3 separate regions of the Homo sapiens genome follow, and all the other regions are linked to region 1. Evidence: read pairs that join two places in POLR2A ChIA-PET (ENCODE). Cell type or tissue: Panc1. All regions are shown on one strand.

The links. ChIA-PET counts read pairs that join two places held together with the same protein. Peaks named below come from ENCODE experiments on the same cell type or tissue, not always from the same donor. Only the 100,000 strongest peaks of a DNase experiment are listed, where the experiment ranks them.
Region 2: POLR2A ChIA-PET joins it to region 1 with 17 read pairs; 2 of 35 experiments call an interaction of 5 or more read pairs at or near these places.
Region 3: POLR2A ChIA-PET joins it to region 1 with 16 read pairs; 5 of 35 experiments call an interaction of 5 or more read pairs at or near these places.

Annotation. Positions count from the first base shown.
Region 1 is chr1:8,338,674-8,346,673 of GRCh38, forward strand. It overlaps SLC45A1 (solute carrier family 45 member 1), which reads left to right. Exons shown (of 9, transcript NM_001080397.3): 8 at 820-1,025; 9 at 5,074-5,492. The coding sequence ends at 5,340. Among named protein-coding and RNA genes, the nearest start is that of SLC45A1, 25 kb to the left of the region's middle. RefSeq lists an enhancer at 4,203-4,943. In Panc1, no CTCF peak of the experiment used is centred here; a DNase peak (open chromatin) is centred at 4,898; H3K4me3 peaks cover 774 bases; H3K27ac peaks cover 3,481 bases.
Region 2 is chr1:7,886,353-7,894,352 of GRCh38, forward strand. It overlaps a transcript of UTS2 not described here. Among named protein-coding and RNA genes, the nearest start is that of UTS2, 37 kb to the left of the region's middle. In Panc1, no CTCF peak of the experiment used is centred here; no DNase peak of the experiment used is centred here.
Region 3 is chr1:8,085,956-8,093,955 of GRCh38, forward strand. The region is part of intron 2 of ERRFI1-DT (ERRFI1 divergent transcript); the gene reads left to right. Among named protein-coding and RNA genes, the nearest start is that of ERRFI1-DT, 63 kb to the left of the region's middle. In Panc1, no CTCF peak of the experiment used is centred here; a DNase peak (open chromatin) is centred at 4,364; H3K27ac peaks cover 8,000 bases.

The DNA of each region.
Region 1 (8,000 bases):
GCGTGCCAAGCGCCAATCAAACCGCACTGTGTTCGCTGAAATACGAGTTTCATGTGATTTTCACGTGTCACAAAATATTCATCTTTTTTTGGTTTTTTAAATTAATTTTTTTTTTAAATTTACAAAACTAGGCTGCAGGCTGGACTTCGCCTTCGATCCATAATCTGCCAACTGCTTTATTTTAGTTGCCCCCATCTTTGTGGGTTCAAGCCCCAAAGTAGAGGGTCACTGAGGGGCTGCGGCAAGAAGAAATTTGTCAGATCTCACTTGTGAGTCCATGGGGTGGCACCTCGGGTGTTGGGTTCCCCCATAGCCATGTGGCCTTGGGGCGTGGGGAACTGGCCCCATTTTATCTGATTCTAGGGAGCCCCGTCGCTGACATCCATGCTGTCACATCATCTTGGGGGTGTAAAGATGGTGGCTGGCTACGGGATGGGCTGCTGTTGTACCCACAATTACACAAGAACACAGAGGTTTAACTCGAGACCCTCAGTCCCTGAGCCCCTTTGGTGTCACAGCCCCAAGACCCCTCCACCTGCAGAAGCCCTGGGGGACCTGGCCCGGGCCAGTGTGAACAGGACACCCTGGTCCTGCCATCTATCCAGACAGCCCTGTCCTGGGCACCCACCAGAATTACTGGGGTGGTCTCTCAGCTCCCCTGGGTTCCCCAGGAAGTACTTTCTGGTCTGGGGCAAGTGACCTGCCAAGCCGGGTCCCACCACTGCTAGCTTCAGGTCAGCCGCCGGGAGGTGGCACTGGAAGCTGAATCCCCGGAGGCTCTGGCCGTGTGGCACTGCTCACCCTCTCTGTGGCCCGCAGCTATCCTGGAGAAGCTGGAGGAGTTCCTCAGCGTCCGCACCCTCTACTTCATCGCCTATCTCGCCTTCGGCCTGGGGACCGGGCTTGCCACCCTCTCCAGGAACCTCTACGTGGTCCTGTCGCTCTGCATAACCTACGGGATTTTATTTTCCACCCTGTGCACCTTGCCTTACTCGCTGCTCTGCGATTACTATCAGAGTAAGAAGGTAAGTGCTCTCCCTTGTCTTGCTTCGGGTCTGCTTCTTGGAGAAACCCCACCTGAGAACTGTCCCCCAGGACCAGCTGCACAATCTGCAGAGCCCGGTGCAAAATGTCAAGACAGCGACCACAGAGCATGAAACCAAGGGGGGCCCTTCTGAGTCTGGGGCGTGCCCCCTGCCTGTAATCCCCTCATTGCTTCATTAGCAGAAGCCTCCAGCCCACCCAGGCTCTGGGTCAGGCTCTGTCCTTCCCAGGGATGTGGGGAATGGGAGGCTGCCCCTTCCTACTCCATTGTCAGGCCACCGGGTCTCCTGTTGATGCCTGTCCCAGCCATTCAGGGTGGGGCTTATGGGGAGGCAGTGAAGCTCGGAAAACTCAGCAATCCAGATCGATAACATGTTAATGCAGTATTTTTAAAAATCAGAATTCTTGCCAAAAATCCATGGAGAACAAAAACATCTTTCTTTCTTTCTTTTTTTTTTTTTTTGAGATGGAGTCTTGCTCTGATGCCTGTGCTGGAGTGTAGTGGTGCGATCTCGGCTCACTGCAACCTCCGCCTCCCGGGTTCAAGTGGTCCTCCTGCCTCAGCCTCCCGAGTAACTGGGACTACAGGCACGCACCACCATGCCCAGCTAATTTTTTGTATTTTTAGTAGAGACGGGGTTTCACCATGTTGGTCAGGCTGGTCTCAATCTCTTGACCTCATGATCCGCCCGCCTCAGCCTCCCAAAGTGCTGGGATTACAGGCGTGAGCCACCGCACCCAGCCCAAAATTTTAAATAAAGAGAGGATCAGTTCACCATGTACTAGGGGTTCTGATAGCCAGCTCAGCTCCTGATCCTTTTTCTGTGGGAACTTCAGTTCTGTCCTTGAATCCTGACTAGACGTTTCTTGCCCTCTGGTCTCAGATTTCTCTTGGCTTTTATTCCTTGATCCACCTGCCGGTTTTATCACCTCCCCTTGTTCCTCATGGCTTCCCATCAACCGTGGGTATTAGGTGACAGTGTAATTTATTAGATGTTGGTTTTGCCCAAATACTGGGCATGGCTTAATAACAACGAAACCATTTCATTATTTGGACAGGCCTGAGTACCTTATCAAGCAGATTAAAAGGATATGGTACCCGTCCTTTAGAAAAGGACAGCTGAAATCTCGTTACGGATTATGGATTTAGCATAAAGAAAAATAATCAGGCATAAATTAAGAGTAAGAGAGGGGTCCGGGCGTGGTGGCTCACACCTGTAGTCCCAGGTACTTAGGAGGCTGAGGTGGGTGGATCACGAGGTCAGGAGATTGAGACCATCCTGGCTAACACAGTGAAACCCCATCTCTACTAAAAATACAAAAGATTAGCTGGGCATGGTGGCGCGTGCCTCTAGTCCCAGCTACTCGGGAGGCTGAGGCAGGAGAATCGCTTGAATCTGGGAGGCGGAGGTTGCAGTGAGCCGAGATGGCGAGATGGTGCCACCGCACTCCAGCCTGGGCGACAGAGCAAGACTCCGTTTCAAAAAAAAAAAAAAAAAGAGTAAGAGGGACAATGAATAGAAATTTCACTTCACAGCCGGGTGCGGTGGCTCACGCCTGTAATCTCAGCACTTTGGGAGGCTGAGGCGGGCGGATTACCTGAGGTCAGGAGTTCAAGACCAGCCTGGCCAACATGGTGAAACCCCATCTCTACTAAAAATACAAAAATTAGCCAGGCGTGGTGGCGGACGCCTATAGTCCCAGCTACACGGGAGGCTGAGGCAGGAGAATGGCGTGAATCTGGGAGGCGGAGCTTGCAGTGAGCCAAGATCGCACCACTGCACTCCAGCCTGGGCGACAGAGCGAGACTCCGTCTCAAAAAAAAAGATAGTAATACTTTGAAAAAAAAAAAAAAAGGATCAGTAACAGTGCTGAGCCACCTCATATTGGAGTCTGAGGCAAAAGGAAAAATGGCATTTAAAAGGCCAAACGCAGTAGCTCACGCCCGTAATCCCAGCACTTTGGGAGGCCGAGGCAGATGGATCACTTGAGGTCAAGAGTTCAAGATCAGCCTGGCCAACATGACGAAACCATGTCTACTAAAATACAAAAATTAGCCAGGCATGGTGGCCCGTGCCCATAATTCCAGCTACTTGGGAGGCTGAAGCAGGAGAATGGCTTGAACCTGGGAGGCGGAGGTTGCACTGAGCCAAGATTGCACCACTGCACTCCAGCCTGGGTGACAGTGGCTATGTAAATAAATAAATAGGCCGGGTGCGGTGGCTCACGCCTGTAATCCCAGCACTTTGGGAGGCCAAGGAGGGTGGATCACGAGGTCAGGAGATCGAGACCATCCTGGCTAACACAGTGAAGCCCCTTCTCTACTAAAAATACAAAAAATTAGCCGGGCGTGGTGGCGGGCGCCTGTAGTCCCAGCTACTCTGGAGGCTGAGGCAGAAGAATGGCGTGAACCCGGGAGGCGGAGCTTGCAGTGAGCTGAGATCGTGCCACTGCACTCCAGCCTGGGCGACAGAGTGAGACTCCGTCTCAAATAAATACATACATACATAAATAAAGTGCCTTAAATTTTTGTTGATATTTTGCTCAGCATAGACTTTTACCGGCTGTATTGAAATATGCACCATCTAACAGTGTGTGATGTGCACCGTTCGGCGGTTTCAGCACACGCAGAGTTGTACAACCATCACCACCATCAATTTCAGAACAGTTTTGTCACCCCAGGAAGAAACCCGTCAGCCATCACCCCTCTGACCCTCCCACTCTCCCAGGCCTAGGTGACCGCTAACCTTCTTCCTGTCCCCATGGACTTGCCTATTTGGGACGTCTCCTGTGATGGAGTCAGGCAGTCTGCGGCCTCTCGTGTCTGGCATCTGCAGTGCAGCTGTGGGCTTCGAGCTCCATCTGTGCTGTTTCCTGGGTCAGCGCCTCCTTCCCTTTTATGGTCACATAATGTTCCCACCATAATTTTCCTTTGCAGTGACTTTGAAATCTTAAAATGCTGCATTGAAATATTACCTGGACAGTCTGGGCAACATAGTCAGACCCCATCTCTAAAAAAATAAAATTAAAAATTAGCCAGGTGTGGTGGCATGCACCGGTAGTTCCAGCTACTCGGGAGGCTGAGGTGGGAGGATCACTTGAGCCCAGGAGGCTGAGGCTGCAGTGGGCTGAGATTGTGCCACTGCACTCCAGCCTGGGCAACAGAGCAAGACCCTGTCTCAAAAAAAAAAAAAAGAAAAGAGAAAAGAAAGAAAGAAAAGAAATGTGACCTGGATTACTGAGTTTCTCTCTCTCCCTTTTAATCTCATGCCTCAGTTGCCTCCCCCAGGCCTGGGCCTGATTTGTTTTAGGGAGTTTGGAGTCTGACAAGTTCAGCTGGGCTGGCCCTGAGCACAGCCCTTCTGATGGGGGGAAGCCGCAGGGGAGGCCCAGGCTCCCAGGTCACAGCAATGCCCACTCACGCAGCACCTTGCAGGCCGGCTGGTGCTGGGGGAGCCCAGTGAGGGAAAGCCATGCCACCGCTCCCCACCGTCACTCTGCACAGACCACACTCTCAGCCACTGTCCCCCAGCATGGCATGCAGGGGAGGGAGAGTGAGTGACGTGCCCAAGCTGGAGGCCACGAGGACCTTGGAGCCTCGGACAGAGGACCAGCGGCTGTCATGTGCAGAGGACTTTGGGGGTGTAGGGCAGGTCCCATCCTGGATGAAGGTGAAGGAGGGGATGGCAGGAGTGGAGCGGTCGCCTGGCTGGGCAGATTGGTTTTCTTTGGGTGAGAGGATGGGGAAGAGCTCAAGTGCTGAGCGGGGAAAGTGTCTCCCGCCACCTCGGCCCGTGGGAGCTCAGCCCTCTGCCCCATTAGTCATGGATTCTTTTCATTGTCGTCATCTCTCCGAACACAAATATTGTTAAACTCTTGGCTGAACTCCCTGTGCATGTTGGCGCTGAAAAATGTGAGGCCGCTGTGTGTGGGCCGCTCGGGCCTCCTGGGCTCGCAGGACACACCGAGCTCGGTCACCCCGTGCTGGCCGCGGCGTGTCTCGCTGACACGTTTCTTCCTCTGGGTCAGTTTGCAGGGTCCAGTGCGGACGGCACCCGGCGGGGCATGGGCGTGGACATCTCTCTGCTGAGCTGCCAGTACTTCCTGGCTCAGATTCTGGTCTCCCTGGTCCTGGGGCCCCTGACCTCGGCCGTGGGCAGTGCCAACGGGGTGATGTACTTCTCCAGCCTCGTGTCCTTCCTGGGCTGCCTGTACTCCTCCCTGTTTGTCATTTATGAAATTCCTCCCAGCGACGCTGCAGACGAGGAGCACCGGCCCCTCCTGCTGAACGTCTGACATCGCGGAGCCTCGACTCCGGACACGCGCCTGCACCTGGGGGTCTGGAGCAGGCCGACCAGTGAGGACCAAAGGGCCTTGTTGGACAGGGGGACTGGCTGCCTACTGGAATGTAAATATGTGATAAAATAATAAATGACAGCGGCAAAGCCTATGGTTTCTAGGCATTGCTCTCTGGTGGCTGAGAGGTCCCCATGGGATTGAGTTACCCTCCTGAGGACTCGGGCAGGGGAGGTTTGTAAGAATCTTTTTTTGAAAGTAAAGGTGTAATTCAATGGTTCTCAACCAGGGGCAATTTTGCCACCCCACCCCCACCCCCAGGAAGACATCTGGCAAAGTCTGGAGATAGCTTTGGTTGTCACAACTCGGGGATGCTGTAAACCTCCCACGGCACACAGGACCGCCCCAACAGCAAGGAGCTAGCAAGACCCAGCTGTCAATTGTGCTGAGGTAGAGTGAGCCTGGTCTAACTGGACCATACATTCTGTACATTGCATCCCAGGGTAGAGTCACAGTATACAGGTCTTTTGGATCAGAAGGCCTCATATTCATTCACTTGTCCATTCATCCATTTATTCTCTCATCCATTCATTCATCTACCCATCCGCATATCCACCCATCCACATAACCATCCATCCACTCATCCAAATATCCTCCCATCCAAATATCCACTCATCTATATATCCATCCATCTACATACCCACCCATTCATCCGTCCACATAACCATCCGTCCACTCATCCAAATATCCACCCATCTGAATATCTACTCATCTATATATCCATCCATCCACATATCCACCCATCCACCCATCTAAATATCCACTTCTCCATATATCCATCCATCCATCCATCCATCCATCCATCCATCCATCCATCCACATCCAAATATCCACTTCTCCATATATCCATCCATCCACATATCCACCCATCCGTCCATCCACATAACCATCCATCCACTCATCCAAATATTTACCCATCTGAATATCCACTCATCCACAAAACCATCCATCCACACATCCACCCATCTACCCATCCACATAACCATCCATCTACTCATCCAAATATCCACCTATCCGAATATCCACTCATCCATATATCCATCCATCCACATGTCCACCCATCTACCCATCCAAATATCCATTTCTCCATCCATCCATCCTTCCACCCATCCTCTTATCCACTCATCCACCCTCCAGATATCCAGCGAGTGCCTGGGTGTGGCAGACAGTGGTTGGCCTGGGAATCCAGCTGTAAGTGTCCACTCTGCCCTGCTGGAACTGATGTGAGAGGAAGGGAGACACATGGCTCACTGAGGTTCCGTGCAGCGCAAGCGCAGGGAAGGAGGACAGGGCGACAGCAGCGTGTCTGGGTGGCCTCAGTAGTGAGGTGCCGTTTGAGCAGTGTCCTGATGAAGCCAGGGAGTGATCTCTGAAGTGAGCACTTGCTTGACAGGCTCGAGGGAGCATAGGCACCAAGATGCTCAGATTGTAAAATGCCCCAAAAGTTGAAATCTCAAAGAGTTTGGAGCTGATGTGGCTGGCCAGCGCCCATCCTGCCTTTTGACTCCACAGGCAGGGACTAGGGGCTGGAGGGCGAGGTTCGGGTCATTCTTCCCCCTCCATCCGCCAAGGGTTCATTCCACAGATGGACACCATGTGCCTGCTGCGTGCAGGCGTCGCTGGGCCTGGGTCTGCCCGGGCTGTGCCCACTGCCTCCCAGTGCCCCTTTGTGGATCTGGCAAAGCTCTCGTGAGTGTGGCAGTCCCTCGCCATCTGGCCTCTGACCATCTTCGTCACCTGACGCTGGAAGCTCACCAAGGCCCCTTCTCAGAGGCCTGGGAGGGCTCCTCCACGCATGGTGATTAATGGCCATGAGGGGTCACGGCCGGGTCCCTGTTGTCGCCAAGCTGGGCCTGGTCTGGGATTGTGCAGCCCCCAGTTCCCTCACTGCATGGGCCCTGTGTTCTGGGGACATATAAGACATCCCTGACCACAAATCCACAACAAACAACAGGGGTTCTGGGGCCTGTTGCCAGCCTTGGGGAGTCTGGCGTTCATGACAGTGTCTTATCATCTTGCTGTGACCACTTAGGGCCAGTCAGAAAGGCTACCTCCCCACCTGGGCCACAGCCTCCCTCCCAACCACGGCCTCCCCACCTTGGTTATGATTTTCCCACCTGAGCCCCGGCCTCCCCCATGGGCCATAGCCTTCCTCAGTGTCACTGCCTGCTGCCTCCTGGAGCCCCACCACTCCTCTCTGCGCCCCTGCTGGACTCCTGGCCTCCTGTCTACCCTCACATCCATCTTCCACCCTGAAGCTGGGGGGCTGTAAACACGGGCCTGAGCCCATCCCCTCTTCTAGTCTTCCATGACACCTACCCTGGCTCCCCAGACCCTAAGGAATCAGGTAGAAATTCCTTCCACCAAACAGAGCCCAGCCCATCTTCCCGAGCCAGCCACCCGCCACGTTGCCAGCCCCCTGTACTACAGCCACAGAACCTTTGTGGGCCACAATCGGTTCCTGTGTTTAGGATCTTCCTGCAGGCCAAGTCCACCTCTTCTCTGCCCATCAATATCTGATTCATCCATGTAGACCTGTCTGAAATGCCACTTCCTCCGTGCAGTCCACCCTGCTTGGAGCCAGTGATTCTTTCCCTGTG
Region 2 (8,000 bases), 450 kb before region 1:
CAACTCGGACAGGAATGCTTAATATATTGTTCAAGCTAGTGTTAATTTTAAGTAACCCACATCTGTAACTGTAACACATTATTTTGAATGAGTAGTACTTGCTTTCTGAACGATGTAGACCAATCAGTCTCCGTGGTACATTTTTCATTAAAAGGCAGCTCACAGATGAGCTTACGGGAGCGGGTTCTGCCAGGTGGAAGTGAAACCGATGGCTCACAAAGGAGCCATTAGCAGTTGCCAAAGAATGAATTAAGTCATCAAGACCTTGGCATTATCCCAGAACATAATTTTCCTTGCCTTTCAGTCTTTCTCTCACTTTCTGCTTCAGTTTTCTAATTGGCACCGCCATTACATTACACAGCAACTCTCCGACTGCTTGTTTTTGGTCAGAAAATAATCAGAGGGGGAAAAAAAGCTCGGCCAGGCATGGTGGCTCACGCCTGTAATGCCAGCACTTTGGGAGGCCAAGGCAGGGGTATCACGAGGTTAGCAGTTCGAGACCAGCCTGACCAACATGGTGAAACCCATCTCTACTAAAAATACAAAGATTAGCTGGGCATGGTGGCAGGTCCCTGCTACTCGGGAGGCTGAGGCAGGAGAATTGCTTGAACCTGAGAGGCAGAGGTTGCAGTGAGCCAAGATCACGTCACTGCACTCCAGCCTGGGCGACAGGGCAAGACTCCGTCTCAAAAAAAAAAAAAAAAAAAAAAAAAAAAAAGGCTCAATCTGGCCCTTCCTGTGGCCAGGCTGTTTTTTCTTTCTCTCTGTATTTTCCCTGTTCTTTACTACCAAGTGGCATGTGGGGGACATGGACCATGACAGTATCATGAAAATTGCCAGGCTGTTTTGTACTGTTATTTGAGAGGTTCCATGATGGCATTAGGGTTGGAGCGGCTTTTTCCATTGTGGGAGCCCTACAAGTGGCCCTCCTTGCAGGCAACACCCTGCAGTGTGTCTCCCTCCACAGCAGGGTGTGAGCAGCCAGAGGAGCCCCTCCATTGCCACTGGACTTGGGCACATGTTTACAATCTGGAGGGCAATGTAGAGACTAAAAGTAGGAAAGTAGGAAGCAAAAGGATGAAATTCTTTTTCCCAATAATGAATGTAATCACACATAACACTGAGATTCAATCTTTGTGGCTCACGCCTATAATCCTAGCCTTTCGGAGGCTGAGGCAGATGGTTTACTTGAGCCCAGGAGTTTGAGACCAGCCTGGACAACATGAGACCCAGTCTCTACAAAAAAAAAAAAAAAAAAAAAAAAATAGCTGGACATGGTAGCACATGAATGTAGTCCCAGCTACTCGGGAGGCTGAGGTGGGAGGATTGCTTGAGTCCAAGAGGAGGCGGAGGTTGCGGTGACCCACCACTCCAGCCTGGGCAACAGAGCAAGACCCTGTCTCTAAAAGGAAAAAAAAAAAAAAAAGATTAAATCTTTTTTTAATGCAGCGATAAATGTATCTGGAATTTAAAGCAGATTATAAGTGAACTTGGGATATTCATCAGTGAACAGTTTTTAAAACGAAGCCACTTAGACTGATGTTTAATAGGATTGAATTTCAGATGGGCTCAAAGGCAAAAGTGACCACAGCAGCACAAGGAGCTCTTTCCAAAGACCAAAGTGCATTTGTGAAAGATGTTACGGGTCTTGGCCTGGCTCTTGCCTAAGTGGTCTAAGATTTTAGAGGACCAGACTAGGAACTGAGCACATTCAACAGCTTCACGTTGAACACTTGCTTCTCTCCATCAAGTGAACCAAAACAACCCAAATCTCGGATTGATTCATTTCGTTGTTGGGCCACACTTAAGTTTATCTTTAACTTTTACCTCTCAGTTTATGGCTTCCACATCTGTCTCTCTAATCCTCTTTTCCACCTAAGCTGTGTTTCCAGCCACACATTCATTTTCACATAAATGGCACTTTCTGCTGAAATGCAACAATTCCAAAACAGCACTGAGCATTTTCTTCCTTCCTCCTCCCCATCCCTCAGACTGGCTCTGCCTGCATGTCCCCACTCCCACCCCACCCCATCAGGACCCCTGTTCCCCCAGAGTCCAGGTTCAACCTCTGATGCGTCATCTGTGAGTCACTGCCAACGCTCATTCACTAATAAGGTCAGTAGTATAACTTTTTCCGGAAAATGTCTGTACCTTTCTTTTCATTCCTTCTCCCTTTTCAGTGCTGTCTCTACTCCAAGGTTTCCATTGTCTGCAGGAGCCAACTTGAAGCCCTGGCTGCTGAAAATCCTCTGGCCATCTCATCAAAGACACAATGTCTAAGACGAAGGAGGTTAAAATTCTGTGCTCCTACTTCGTCAGACCACACGACAAGTGTGAGATTTCATCAGAACTTCTGACAAACCCAGTTGTGTCCAGATGGAAACCATCACTTAGATTAAGGAATACTTGAGTCAACCAAGAACAATTAGCTGTGGGATGGTTGGAGGAACACAGGGGCTGACTGTGAACATTTTGAGAGTTGTCTTGTGGATGTGAGTAGATCCATGGGGCTCTGGACAGACTTTCTGGCTGAGAATCCTGCCCTGCCTCCAACCAACTATGGGCTCTTAGCCAAGTTACTTCCCTCTGCTTCTTGATTTCTTCACCAGCAGATTGTGGATAATAAGAGTATGCGCATAACTCCTCGAGGGCTGGTGTGGGGTTAGGGTGCTCATAAAGGGAAACGCTCAACATATATTAGCTGTGACAATAATGGCAGTGGACTTTTTGATGAAAAAAAAAAAAAGGCCCAGAGAGGACAAATGAAAAAGTGTAACAAAGTAGAATTTGGCCAGGTGTGGTGGCTCATGCCTGCAATCCCAGCACTTTGGGAGGCCGAGGTGGACAGATGGCTTGAGCCCAGGAGTTTGAAACCAGCCTGGGCAACATAGGAAGACCTCATTTCTACAAAAAAAAAAAAAAAAAAAAAATTTACAAAAACTAGCCAGGCATGGTGGCGTGAGCCTGTGGTCCCCGCTACTCAGGAAGCTGAAGTGAAAGGATTGCCTGAGCCTGGAATGTTGAGGCTGCAGTGAGCCGAGATTGCACCACTGAACTCTAGTGTGGGCAACAGAGCAAGATCTTATCACCAAAAAAAAAAAAAAAAAAAAAGAAAAGAAAAGATGAGAAAAGAAAAGAAAGTAGAATTCAACTCAATATGAGAAAGATCCGGCCAGGTGCAGTGGCTCATGCCTGTAATCCCAGCACTTTGGGAGGCCAAGGCAGATGGATCACTTGAGGTCAGGAGTTTGAGACCAGCCTGGCCAACATGGCAAAACCCAATCTCTACTAAAAATACAAAAATTAGCTAAAAATACAAAAATTAGCCGGGAGTAGTGGGCACCTGTAGTCCCAGCTACTCAGGAGGCTGAGACAGGAGAATCACTTGAACCTGGGAGATGGAGGTTGCAGTGAGCCAACATTGTGCCATTTGGCCGGGCGCAGTGGCTCACGCCTGTAATCACAGCACTTTGGGAGGCCAAGGCGGGAGGATCACGAGGTCAGGAGATCGAGACCTCCCTGGCTAACACAGTGAAACCCCGTCTCTATTAAAAAATACAAAAAATTAGCTGGACTTGGTGGCGGGTGCCTGTGATCCCAGCTACTCGGGAGGCTGAGGAAGGAGAATGGCTTGAACCCGGGAGGCGGATCTTGCAGTGAGTGGAGATCGCGCCGCTGCACTCCAGCGTAGACGACAGAGCGAGACTCCATCTCAAAAAAAAAAGATTGTGCCATTGCACTCCAGCCTGGGCAACAGAGCGAGCCTCCATCTAAAAAAAAAAAAAAAAATTCCTCTTTTAAGCTCTCTTTAAAAATAGAGCCCCTCCTCCCTCCATTAAGAGTGGAATGAAAATAATAAAAACAAAATCAACCACAAGAATTATTTTCTTAAGTGCCCTAAAAAGTCTCCTCAGCTTCTTCACATTCTAAGCCTTTCTCTTGACTTAACTGCCGTGGGCTAAGAGTCAGGTTTTTCTCCGTCCTTGCAAGTGACCTCAGAAGTGCCTACCCTCTCCCTAAGGGCCATGGACAGAGGGAAGCAAATACCAGCCCAGGTGGCTCTTCTGTCTTCATGGTGAAAATTTAGGAAGCCCTATAATAGGAATGTGACTCAAAAATCTTTAAATGTAGATCATCTTTGATCTGGCAATTCCAGTTCAAGGAACACATCCTAGGGAGATAATCAGAAGGTTTACAGATGCATTTACGAAGATGTTAATAGCAGCATTAAAATGATGAGGTAAATTAAACATTGACATAGAAAGATGCTCACAACCTATTAAGAGTAAAGGATATTAAGAGGCCAAGGCAGGAGGATCACTTGAGATCTGGAGTTGGAGATCAGCCTGGACAACAGAGTGAGACCCCATCTCCACAAAAAAAAAAAAAAAAAATGAACCAGGCATGGTGGCATGCACCTGTGGTCCCAGCTACTCGAGAGGCTGAGGTGGAAGGATCACAGCACTGCAATCTGAGTGACTAAGACTGTCTCAAAAAAAAAAAAAAAAAACCTAACCACTCTGTTCCTGGGTATTTACCTGAGAGAAAAGAAAACACTTCCCCACAAAGACTCACATACATGTGTTCATCCCAGCTTTATTTGTGATACCCTCCACCCCCCCCCACAAAACTGGAAACAACCCAAATGCCTGCTAACAAGTGAATGGGCAAACAAATGGTGGTACAGCCATGCAGTGGAATATTATTCAGCCCTGAAAAGGAATGAGCTATCGATACATGCATGGATGAATCTCCAGATCATTATGATGAGTGAAAGAAACCAGAAAAAGAACTCATAGAAGCAGAGAGTAGAATGGTGGTTACCAGGTGATGCTGAGCAAAGGATACAAAGTATCGGTTAGAGAGGAGGAACAAGTTCAAGTCTGTTTTACAACATGGTGACTATCATTAACGATGCATTATATACTTGAAAATTGCTGGGAGGGCCGGATCACCTGAGGTCAGGAGTTCCAGACCAGCCTGGCCAACATGGTGAAACCCGGTCTCTACTAAAAATACAAAAATTAGCCAGGCGTGGTGGTGGGCGCTTGTAATCCCAGCTACTTGGGAGGCTGAGGCAGGAGAATCCCTTGAACCGGGGAGGCTGAGGCTACAATGAGCTGAGGTTGCACCTCTGAACTCCAGCCTGGGTGACAAAGCCAGACTCGATCTAAGAAAGAAAGAAAAGAAAGAAAGAAAGAAAGAAAGAAAGAAAGAAAGAAAGAAAGAAAGAAAGAAAGAAAGAAAATTGCCAAGAGTAGATTTTGAGTATTCTCATCACAAAAATTGGTAAGTATATGAGGCAATGAGTATGTTCATTAGTTTGCTTCAGCCATTCCACAATGTATAGATATTCTAACACATCATGCTGTGTACCATAAACATGTACAATTTTTGTCAATTAAAAATAATTATTATAAATGTTATAAAGAAAGAAACCAGATCAAAAAAGGAGCACATACTCTATTGTTTCATTTATGTAAACTCTAGAACATTCAAGCTCATCTATAGTGACAGCAGACAGGTGAGTGGTTGTTTGGAGATGGGGGATTCAAGGAGGTAAAAGGGCATGAGGTCCTGGGGGATGGCTCTGCCTGTGGTCTTGATGGTGGCGACAGTTTCACACGTGTATACACACGTGCCAGCCCTCTGCCTGGTGAAGTTCCACCCATCCCTCAAGATTCAGGGCTGGGAGGACCGGCCAGCGGCCTCCCTGGACCCCTACCTTGCCCTGCAGTAGCTGTAGCTCCGTTGTGCCTGACAGCAGCGCTGCAGAACGCTTGTCACTGCATGGTCAGGGTCGGTGCATGAATTTCCTGTTGCTGCTGTAGTAAGTTACTATACTACAGACCTGGTGGCTTCAAACAACACGATCTTATTCTCTTACCATCCTGGAGGTCAGGAGTCTGAAATGGGCCTCACTGAGCTAAGATCGAGCGGTCACCTGGGCTTCCTTCCCTTTGGAGGCTCCAGGGGAGCATCAGTGTTCTTGCCTTTTCCAGTTTCTAGGGGCCGCCTGCATTCGTGGGCTCTTGGCCCTGCCTCCATCTGCAAAGCTTGCGATACAGCATCTTCAAGTCTCTCTCTGACTCTGACACTTGTTCTTCCTCATGCATGTTTTTTTTTTTTTTTTTTTTTTTTGAGACGGAGTGTCACTCTGTCATCCAGGCTGGAGAGTGCAGTGGCGCAATCTCAGCTCACTGGAACCTCCACCTCCAAGGTTCAGGTGATTCTCCTGCCTCAGCCTCCTGAGTAGCTGGGATTACGGGCACCCTGCCACCACGCCTGGCTAAGTTTTGTATTTTTAGTAGAGGCGGGGAGGCGGGATATTGCCATGTTGCCCAGACCGGTCTCAAACTCCTGAACTCAAGCAATTCAGCGGCCTCGGTCTCCCAAAGTGCTGGGATTACAGCTGTGAGCCACCTCGCCCGGCCCCACCTTTGTCTTTCACTTAAAGGGACCCTTGTGATTACACCAGGCCCACCCAGATAATCCAGGGAACTCTCCCATCTCAACGTCCTTAACTTAATCACATCTGAAAAGTCCTTTTTGCCATGAAAGGTAAAATATTCACAGTTTTTGGGGCATAGGACACGGACATCTTTAGAGGTTGTTATTCTGCCTGCGTTGTTTGGTTTAGTATTAATACTTGTGAAATCTCAGAGAAGAGGCTATGCTTTCTTTATCTTCATGCTCCTAGCTCGTAGCACAAGGAGCTTAGTAAGTTTTTGTGGGCTGAATAAAGTGATAATGAATGTTATTAAATGTCTATACTATGCTTATTTACTTTTTCTCTCTTTTGGACAGTTTGTCAAGATTTTGCAATCCTTGAACACAGAGACTGGCTCATAGTAGGAACAAAATATTAAGGGGATTTAGGCCGGGCGCAGTGGCTCACGCCTGTAATACCAGCACTTTGAGAGGTAGATCACTTGAGCCAGGAGTTTGAGGTCAGCCTGGACAATGTGGTGAAACCCCATCTCTACTAAAAATGCAAAAATTAGCCAGTGCGGTGGCACCTGCTTGGAGCCCCGGCTGCTCGGGAGGCTGAGGTGGGAGGATGACTTGATCCCACGTTGCAGTGAACTGAGGTTGTGCCACTGCACTCCAGCCTGGACGACAGAGCCAGACCCTGTCTCTAAATAAATAAATAAATAAATAAATAAAACAAACCAAACCTGGGGATTTAAATGCTTCCAGAAATACCAATTTTGCAAAAATAGGTGATGACACGTCACAGACCCCCAACAGCGTTGCCATGTGGACGACAAACATCTTGTGAGGACTCTAAGACCATGAGCTGAATATTGACTGGCCTGGTCACCTCTGTGCCTGGTTTTACGCTGCTCCTGGAGGGCACAGTCGCAGGGCTGGAAGTGGGTGCACCTAACACGGTATTGCCCTCAAGACTGTCTCCATACACTCACCCATATATTTCGTCGCACTTTTTAATATTCACTTACAACCCACTAAAATATGACCGTCCTTCTCTCCCTCACCTTGAACAGAAGGAAAAAACCCACACCATCATTCACTTTAATGCCACAATTGGGAAATGATAGATTCTTCTTTGTCTAAAAACCGTAGAGTGAGTCAGAGGCATAGCTAGAGAGAGAATTCGGGTCTGGCTGCCGTGCCAAGCTCTCTCTGCCCAGTGGTGGGGGTGCTTGGCCCCCTTAACTGTTGCTTAGTCACTCTGCGTCTTGCCAAAGTAAATGGAGATGTTTGAACTCTACCCCATCCACTGTTCTCTCTGGGTTTGCACCACTTCTCTGATTTCTTTTTTTTTTTTCTTCTTCTTTTTCTTTCTTTATCTCTCTCTTTTTTTATTTCTTTTTTCTTTTTTTTAAGATGGGCTCTTGCTCTGTCTCCCAGGCGGGAGTGCAGTGGCACGATCATAGCTCACTGCAGCCTCAACCTCCCAGGCTCAAGTGATGCTCCTACCTCATCCTCCCAAGTAGCAGGCCCCCACCACTACATCCAGCTAGTTTTTGTATTTT
Region 3 (8,000 bases), 250 kb before region 1:
TACTTGCTAATTTTAGCATCTACTGGAAGATCTTGCCTTTATTTCTGTGGTTGTCTCATGGCAAGTTTCTGTGTCCCTCATTCTTTCTACATTTACTAGCTGAAATTCTACTAAGGAAGGTGTCCCTTTTTCCTCATTTATTTATTCAATTATTTATTTATATTCAGATGGATATTTATTTTATTCTTTGGGTTGTAATCCAGTATTGTCATTATTTTGTTGCTCCAGTTGTCTGCGTTTCATCATGGGCAGCTCCTTTGCATTGCCTCCTGAGTCCCTTGGTGCTTTGACTACTTCCTTATTTTCTGGCACCACAAGATGTTGCAGACTCCTTATGTTCTCTAGGGAGCTCTGGGTACTTTTATTGGAGAATGATGTTTAGAAACCAAGATCTGGACAGTAGGTGTGTTTATTGCTATGAGGGTGTCATTGCTTTTAGGTCTTCTCAGTAGATAGAGCTAGGAAATGTGTGTAAGTTTATTAACACCTACCCACATCTATACACGTCTGTATTTACACAGCTAGGAAATGTATGTAAGTTCATTAACATCTATCCACATCTGTACACATATCTATATTTATGTCCATATTTACCTATCAGTGCATGTGTATACATATAAATCATGAGTTTATACTGATACCTGTGGGTCCAGTTCAAACCATAGGGCTCATTTTCATTTTACTCCTTTCCTTCTTAATAACTTCTGTCTCCAGCAGTGAACACCGTGGCTCTCATTAGCCATAGTTTATTTGATTTGTTCAATCCCAGTGTACATATAAAGTCATTTCAGAATTGCTCATCCATACTTTTGTGAGAAACAAGTTTACTAACTAGAGTACAATATTTGTATACAGTCCTTTTGGTCTTCCGCATTATAGAATATATCCAAAATACTGTTTTCCACAGTTAGGCAGGATAGTTCCTTTCTTCCCTGTCCTCCTCAGTGTGGAGGTACGGTATTCATTTGCAATACAGTTAGGTTCCTTTGTCACTGTTGGTATTTCATGTTGAGTTTCCTCCACAACTCGGTTGATTTTAATATTTATATTTACTTTTTGGTGGGGGAAAGTGATATGTGAAACATTACCAGGATTCTAAAGTCAGAGTTATGCAGAAATGTGTATTCTGAGAAGTGTCGCACCCCTCCTTTCCTCCCTCCTGCCTTTTCCCCATTCTTTCCACCTCTTTCCTCTATTCTTCCTGGTAACCAATCCCCTTTCTTTCTTTCTTCCTTCCTTCCTTTTTTTTTTTTTTTTTTCAGAGTCTTGCTCTGTCTCCCAGGCTGGAGTGCAGTGATTCCATCTTGGCTCACTGCAACCTCCACCTCCTGGGTTCAAGCAATTCTCCTGCCTCAGCCTACTGAGCAGCTGGAATTATAGGTGCCTGCCACCACAATGCCTGACTGATTTTTGTATTTTTAGTAGAGATGGGATTTTGCCATGTTGTCCAGGCTGGTCCTGAACTCCTGACCTCAGGTGATCTGTCCATCTCGGCCTCCCAAAGTGCTGGCATTACAGGCATGAGTCACCATGCTGGGCCTCTAGTTTATCCTTTCTAGATTTCTTTTACACAAATTAGCTGATCCATGAGCATTTTTTTTTTTTTTGAGACAGAGTCTCGCTCTGTCGCCCAGGCTGAAGTGCAGTGGTGTGATCTCGGCTCACTGCAAGCTCCTCCTCCCCGGTTCACGCCATTCTCCTGCCTCAGCCTCCCGAGTAGCTAGGACTACAGGCGCCCGCCACCACGCTGGGTTATTTTGTATTTCTTTTTTTTAGCGGAGACGGGGTTTCACCCTGTTAGCCAGGACGATCCACGAGCATTTTTATGGATTCCTTTCTTTTTTTTACATGACTCCATCTTTTTTTGGATGTGCTTCACAGTAAGTTGCAGTGGTCAGTACACTTTGTCCCTGAACACTTCAACACACCTATTGTTAACTAGAATGAAATATTTGTGTATGGTTATGTTTTTGAGGAAAAATTTGTATGCAATAAAATGCATAACTCTTAAGTGTATCTTCAGATTAATTTTCACTAATGTATATGCTTTTGTAATGGAAACCCCTAACAACACCTAATAAGATGTTTGGGAGGCGGAGACGGGTGGATCACTTGCGGTCAGGAGTTTGAGACCAGCCTGGCCACCATGGCAAAACCCCGTCTCTACTAAAAATACAAAAATTAACTGGGCATGGCAGCATGCACTTGTAATCCCAGCTACTTGGGAGGCTGAGGCAGGAGAATCACTTGAACCTGGGAGGTGGAGTTTGCAGTGAGCTGAAATCGTGCCATTGCACTCCAGCCTGGGTGACAGGAGCAAAATTCTGTCTCAAAAAAAAAGAAAAGGGGAAAAAAAAGAAGAGATGTACAACATCACCCTAACTTCATGAAGTTCTCCCCTGCCCCTCCCAGATCATCCCTGTTCCAGCTCCCAGGATAACTGGTGTTCTAATGTTTTTCTACCACAGACTAGTTTTGCCTCTTCAAGAACTTCACATAAATAGAATCATACAATTTGTACTCATTTGTGGAAAGCCCTGTTCACTCAGCATAATTTTTTTTTTTTTTTTTTTTTTTTTTTTTGGGAGGCAGAGTCGTGCTCTATCCCCTAGGTTGGAGTGCAGTGGCATGATCTCGACTCACTGCAACCTCTGCCTCCCGGGTTCAAGCGATTTTCCTTTCTCAGCCTCCCAAGTAGCTGAGATTACAGGCAGGTGCCACCACACCTGGCTAGTTTTTGTATTTTTAGTAGAGACGGGGTTTTGCCATGTTGGCCAGGCTGGTCTCAAACTCCTGACCTCAGGTGATGCACCCGCCTCGGCCTCCCAAAGTGCTGGGATTACAGGCGTGAGCCATCACGCCCGGCCCCTCAGCGCATTCTCATTTTGCTGTGCACCAATAGTCCATCCCCTGCATTGCTGTATGGCGTTTCAGTGCATGAATATAGTACAGTTTATTGTTAATCCATTTTTGAAATGCAGGCTTGAAAAGCGAAGCATTTCCATTTATGTGCAGTTAGTCGTTTTTTCACCTGATGCTTCAGATTATTCTGGTGTTCCAGTGACCATGGTACATATATTTTAAATTATTTAAAATAATTCAGCTTTAAACATATTGCCTTTTGTTTTTGTTTGTTTGTTTTTGTAGAGGTAGGGTTTCACCATGTTGCCCAGGCTGGGCTTAAACTCCTGGGCTCAAGTGACCCTCCCACCTTGGCCTCCCAAAGTGCTGGGATTACAGGTGTGAGTCACTGCACCTGGCCCATATTGCCTTTTGCCGATAGATAGATGATAGACAGATAGATAGATCGATAGATAGATAGATAGATAGATAGATAGATAGATAGATAGATAGACAGATAGATAGATGATAGATAGATACATAGATACATAGATAGATAGATACATAGATAGATAGATAGATAGATGATAGATAGATACATAGATAGTGCTTCTCTTTCAAAAGAGCTCAGTGCTAAACACTATTAGACTCTCTCTATGCAGATAGACAAAATGTCCTTTAAGATACTGAACGTTAAGAAATGAATTTAACAAAAGCTTTCATTTAGTAACCATTTCTTGAACATTTCTTATATGCCTGTTACAGTGGTAGGCGTCTGGGAATACAGGCATGAGGAGGACAGAGGCTGCTTCGTGGGTGTTTTAGTGCATTAGGATGCCATCTGAGACAGACTTTTCTGTGAAAAATCTTAGTCATCATCTCCTGGGTTTCCTCTGAATCTTGTGAGAAGGGCAGGGACATTCGAGGCTGGTAGTTCTGATGGTAAAACTGTACCATGGGTTTTGCAGCTGTCCTGTGGGCTTGGGGTTATGAACAATGTAAGTAGAAGCAGAGAATGAGCGAGAACAAAATGGATCCTCACATGGACCCGGGAGCTCTTCCACCAATGAATCTTGGTATCAGGGAACAATTCTGGTCAATTTGGGGCCAAGTCTCCCGGCAGCTGAGTTCTGTCCCCGACGCACCTTGACTTCATGGGGGAGAGAGGGGCTCATACAGTCAGCCTCTGTATAAGGTGACTGCTTCCTTGACCTCTTACATGTGCACAAAACAAAGCCAAGGGTGGTGAAATCATTTGCTCAGGTATTTGATGAATGCTGAATTTAGCTGAATACATTTGTCCATTTTAATTCTCTCACTCTTTTTAATCTTATTGAGTAACCCGTAAGAAAACTTTTTGGTATAATCCCGTAATTTCTAAACCTGGAAATGATAAATGCTTTAAAAAAAATGAACTGGAATGGAAAGGACTTTCTTCCAGAACACTTTAAAGAAACATATTATCATGTGGAATCTCATTTTGAATGAATCAGAGTACAGTAAATCTCAAAATATCCACTGACTTGCCTGCTGTGGTTTACTCAACAGGAAAATGACTTCAGCAGCATAATCTTTTACTCCAGATCCACATCAGGCAGCTTTTTGTGCTGTTCTGAAAACATCTTAATTCTTCCCCAAGTACCATGTTTCTTGGAATTATTCACCGGAAATTAATAGTATTCTGAATTTTAAAGCAATTCAAACCACAAGTGACTTTGTAATGGCTCTTAGCAGTAGTATAAAAAGCAATTGAGCACAGTTTATGATAGCATTAGTCACTATTGTGTATAGTACTCCCTTCCTCTGTCCCAAAGATGTGTGTTTCTATCCCTCTGTGATCACTGGCCTGCTGTACTGGGTAGGGATAGCAAACAAGACAAATTAGTAAAATACGTTGGGAATGTCAAGGACTAGGGGAAAAAATTAGGTAAGAACAGGATCTTGAACAAGCTGGGGTAGAGGCAGCAGGGAGATCAAAATAGTAAATGGGGGCCGGGCACAGTGGCCCATGCCTGTAATCCCAGCACTTTGGGAGACTGAGGCAAGCAGATCACTTGAGTCCAGGAGTTCAAGACCAGCCTGGTCATCACGGCAAAACCCCATCTCTACTAAAAATACAAAAATTAGCCAGGTATGGTGGCCCATGCCTGTAATCCCAGCTACTCGGGAGGTTGAGGCGGGAGAATCACTTGAATCCAGGAGGCAGAAGTTGCAGTGAGCTGAGATTGCACCATTGCACTCCAGCCTGGGTGACAGAGTGAGACTCTGTCTCAAAAAAAAAAAAAAAAGGAAAAAGAAATAGTAAATGGGGTGATCCAGGAAGGTGTCACTGGGAAGGTGACATATGATTAATGACCTCAATAATCTGTGAGTAACGTGGACATCTGGGGGAGAACATTCCAGGCAAAAGGAAGAGCACGTGCAAAGGCACCATGGCCAAGTGTGCCTGTGAGCACAAATGCACAACTGGAATGTGGTGAACACGGGGGAGCGCAGGAGGGGACAGGAACAGAGAGGGGGTCAGGGGCCACATCAGAGAAAACTGCACCATAATGACTTTGGCTTTTACTTTGAGTGACAGGGGAAGCCATTGAGGGCTTTTGTTGTTTGAGACCAGGTCTCACTCTATCACCTGGGCTGGAGTGCAGTGGCACGATGACGGCTCACTGCAGCCTCAACCTCCTGGGCTCAGGTGATCCTCCCACCTACTACAGATGTGCACCACCTAGCCTGGCTAGTTTTCTTTTTGTATTTTTTTGCAGAGATGGGGTTTGGCCATATTGCCTAGCCTGGTCTCAAGAGATCCGCCTGCCTTGGCCTTCCAAAGTGCTGGGATTACAGGCATGAGCCACCACGCCTGGCTTCATTGGAGGGTTTTGGGCTAAGACATGACATAATCTGATTTATGTCTTAGCACCCAAAGCAGAGAGAGCAGTTGAGAGACTCTCATGGACTGGAGGCTGAAGCACACAAGTTCCTCTGGAGAAGGCAGAGGCCATTCCCAATGTTGAGAGACAGGTCAATTCTCCCCAGGCAAGAAAAAATAAGGATGAATGGCAATTGTTCAGAGAATGGACTAGCTGGGGATTAAATGTCTGTTATTTTTGGAAGATAGCTTTTTTTTTTTTTGGTGCCCTGCTTGTGGTTTCTTGTTGCATCCTTCAGAGCACGCCACAGGGAAAGATAAGAGCATGGCCTTCCAAATCTAGCACTGAATTAGAAGACCTTATTTTTGGCCAGGCTTGCTAGCCCAGCACTTTGGGAGGTGAGGCAGGTAAATCGCTTGAGGCCAGGAGTTCAAGACCAGGCTGGCCAACATCGTGAAACCCTGTCTCTACTAAAAATACAAAAATCAGCCAGGGGTGGTGGCGCATGCCTGTGGTCACAGCTACTCGGGAGGCTTGAGGCAGGAGAATCACTTGAACCCAGGAGGTGGAGGTTGTAGTGAGCCAAGATTGACTCACTGGACTTTAGCTTGGGCAACAGAGCAAGACTCTGTCTCAGAAAAAAAAAAAAAAAAAAAGACCTTATTTCCAGTCTTGGTCCTGATGTTGACCTTGTAATATCCTGGGGCTGGTTACTTAATCTTTCTGAGCTTTAGTTTCCTCCGTGGAGAGTATGTTTGTTAATTACATTATGGAATTATTATGTCAATTAATAACATGGTAATGACCCGAGGGCCATAAAGTACTCTGAGTGTCTTTGACATAGGCATGACAGACAACTGTGGTAGTGACAACACTAGTGTCGCTACTGAAAGAAACACATGGCATTTCAGCACCAAAAAAGGTTCATGGACAGGAAAACTGTGGGCGACCGGGAGGAGATGGTGGCGTGAAGTTGGAAAGACATGAGTGGTGAGGAGGATGACATTTAATTTCAGGACATTTTGATGGATGTGAACAGGGATTTCGTCATGCTGTTTGTAAAAGGTTGGGCATATTAGAAGGGTGAGGACAAAAGAGAGTGTGTGTAACGTAAATCACTTACTGGCCCCAGAATCTGGTGTGACCGCACGTGCCGTCTTTCCACCCCGTTCATACTCAGCTGCTGCAGCTGACTCAAAGACTTTATATTTTTGAGCAGCCTGTTCAAGAGGCTAGCGAGGTTGACCTCTGATACGTCTGCCATGTGTAATCACAGGTGTACTGAAATGTGTGACATTTATTATCCTTATTACACACTAATTTGTCAAACAAAACTGAAGTGTCACATAAAGTGGCACAACTTTGGATGAATAATGAGGTGGACCGTGGTGGATCTTTTGAAAGACACAGGCTGATCAGACTGGGATGACAGCGTGTCATTGACTAAGGAGAGAGCATTCAAGGTCATCTATCAGTTGGGGTTAAGATGTCTATTGCGAGCCAGGAGAGGTGGCTCATGCCTGTAATCCTAGCACTTTGAGAGGCCATGGAGAATTGCTTGAGGCCAGGAATTTGAGACCAGCCTGAGCAACATGGCAAGACCCCATCTCTACAAAATATATTTTTTTTTCCAAGAAGAAAACAAAGTTAACTGGGCATGGTGGCATGCACCTCTAGTCCTAGCTACTCAGGAGGCTGAGGCAGGAGGAGTGCTTGACCCTGGAAGGTGGAGGCTGCAGTGAACTATGATCGCGCCCCTGCACTCCAGCCTGAGTGACAGAGCAGACTCTGTCTCCAAAAAAAAAAAAAAACAAAAAGTCTGTTGCTTTAAGTGCTTTGTTTATTCATCCAACAGATAGTTTTTGATAATATACTGTGTTGGGCGCTGCAAGGTATAAAAAGATGAGTAAGACACGGCTCCTATCACCAGTGAGTTTATAATCTAACAGGGAAATAACTATACAATCAGGCAGTTTGTGATATGTGTCATGGGCATTCATGAAAGTGGCAGAGGTCAGGGGGCGGGGGTCCCTTCCAGCTGGGAGGAATAGGGATGCTTTGTGGAGGAACTGGCATCTGAGCAGGAGGCAGCCGTGCATTCACATTGAGGGGATAAGAAGCTAGGAGACTGTTGGTGAGGCCTCACAGGGAGGCTCCACCTGGACTGGACTTTGGAGGCCAGGTCATTCATTTGACACAGAGGAGACTGAGGAGACATTACGAGCCAAGAGCCAGCCCTGAACACGGTATGGGTGTGTTACAGGGGGGCCATCAGGTAGACCGGAGCAGGAG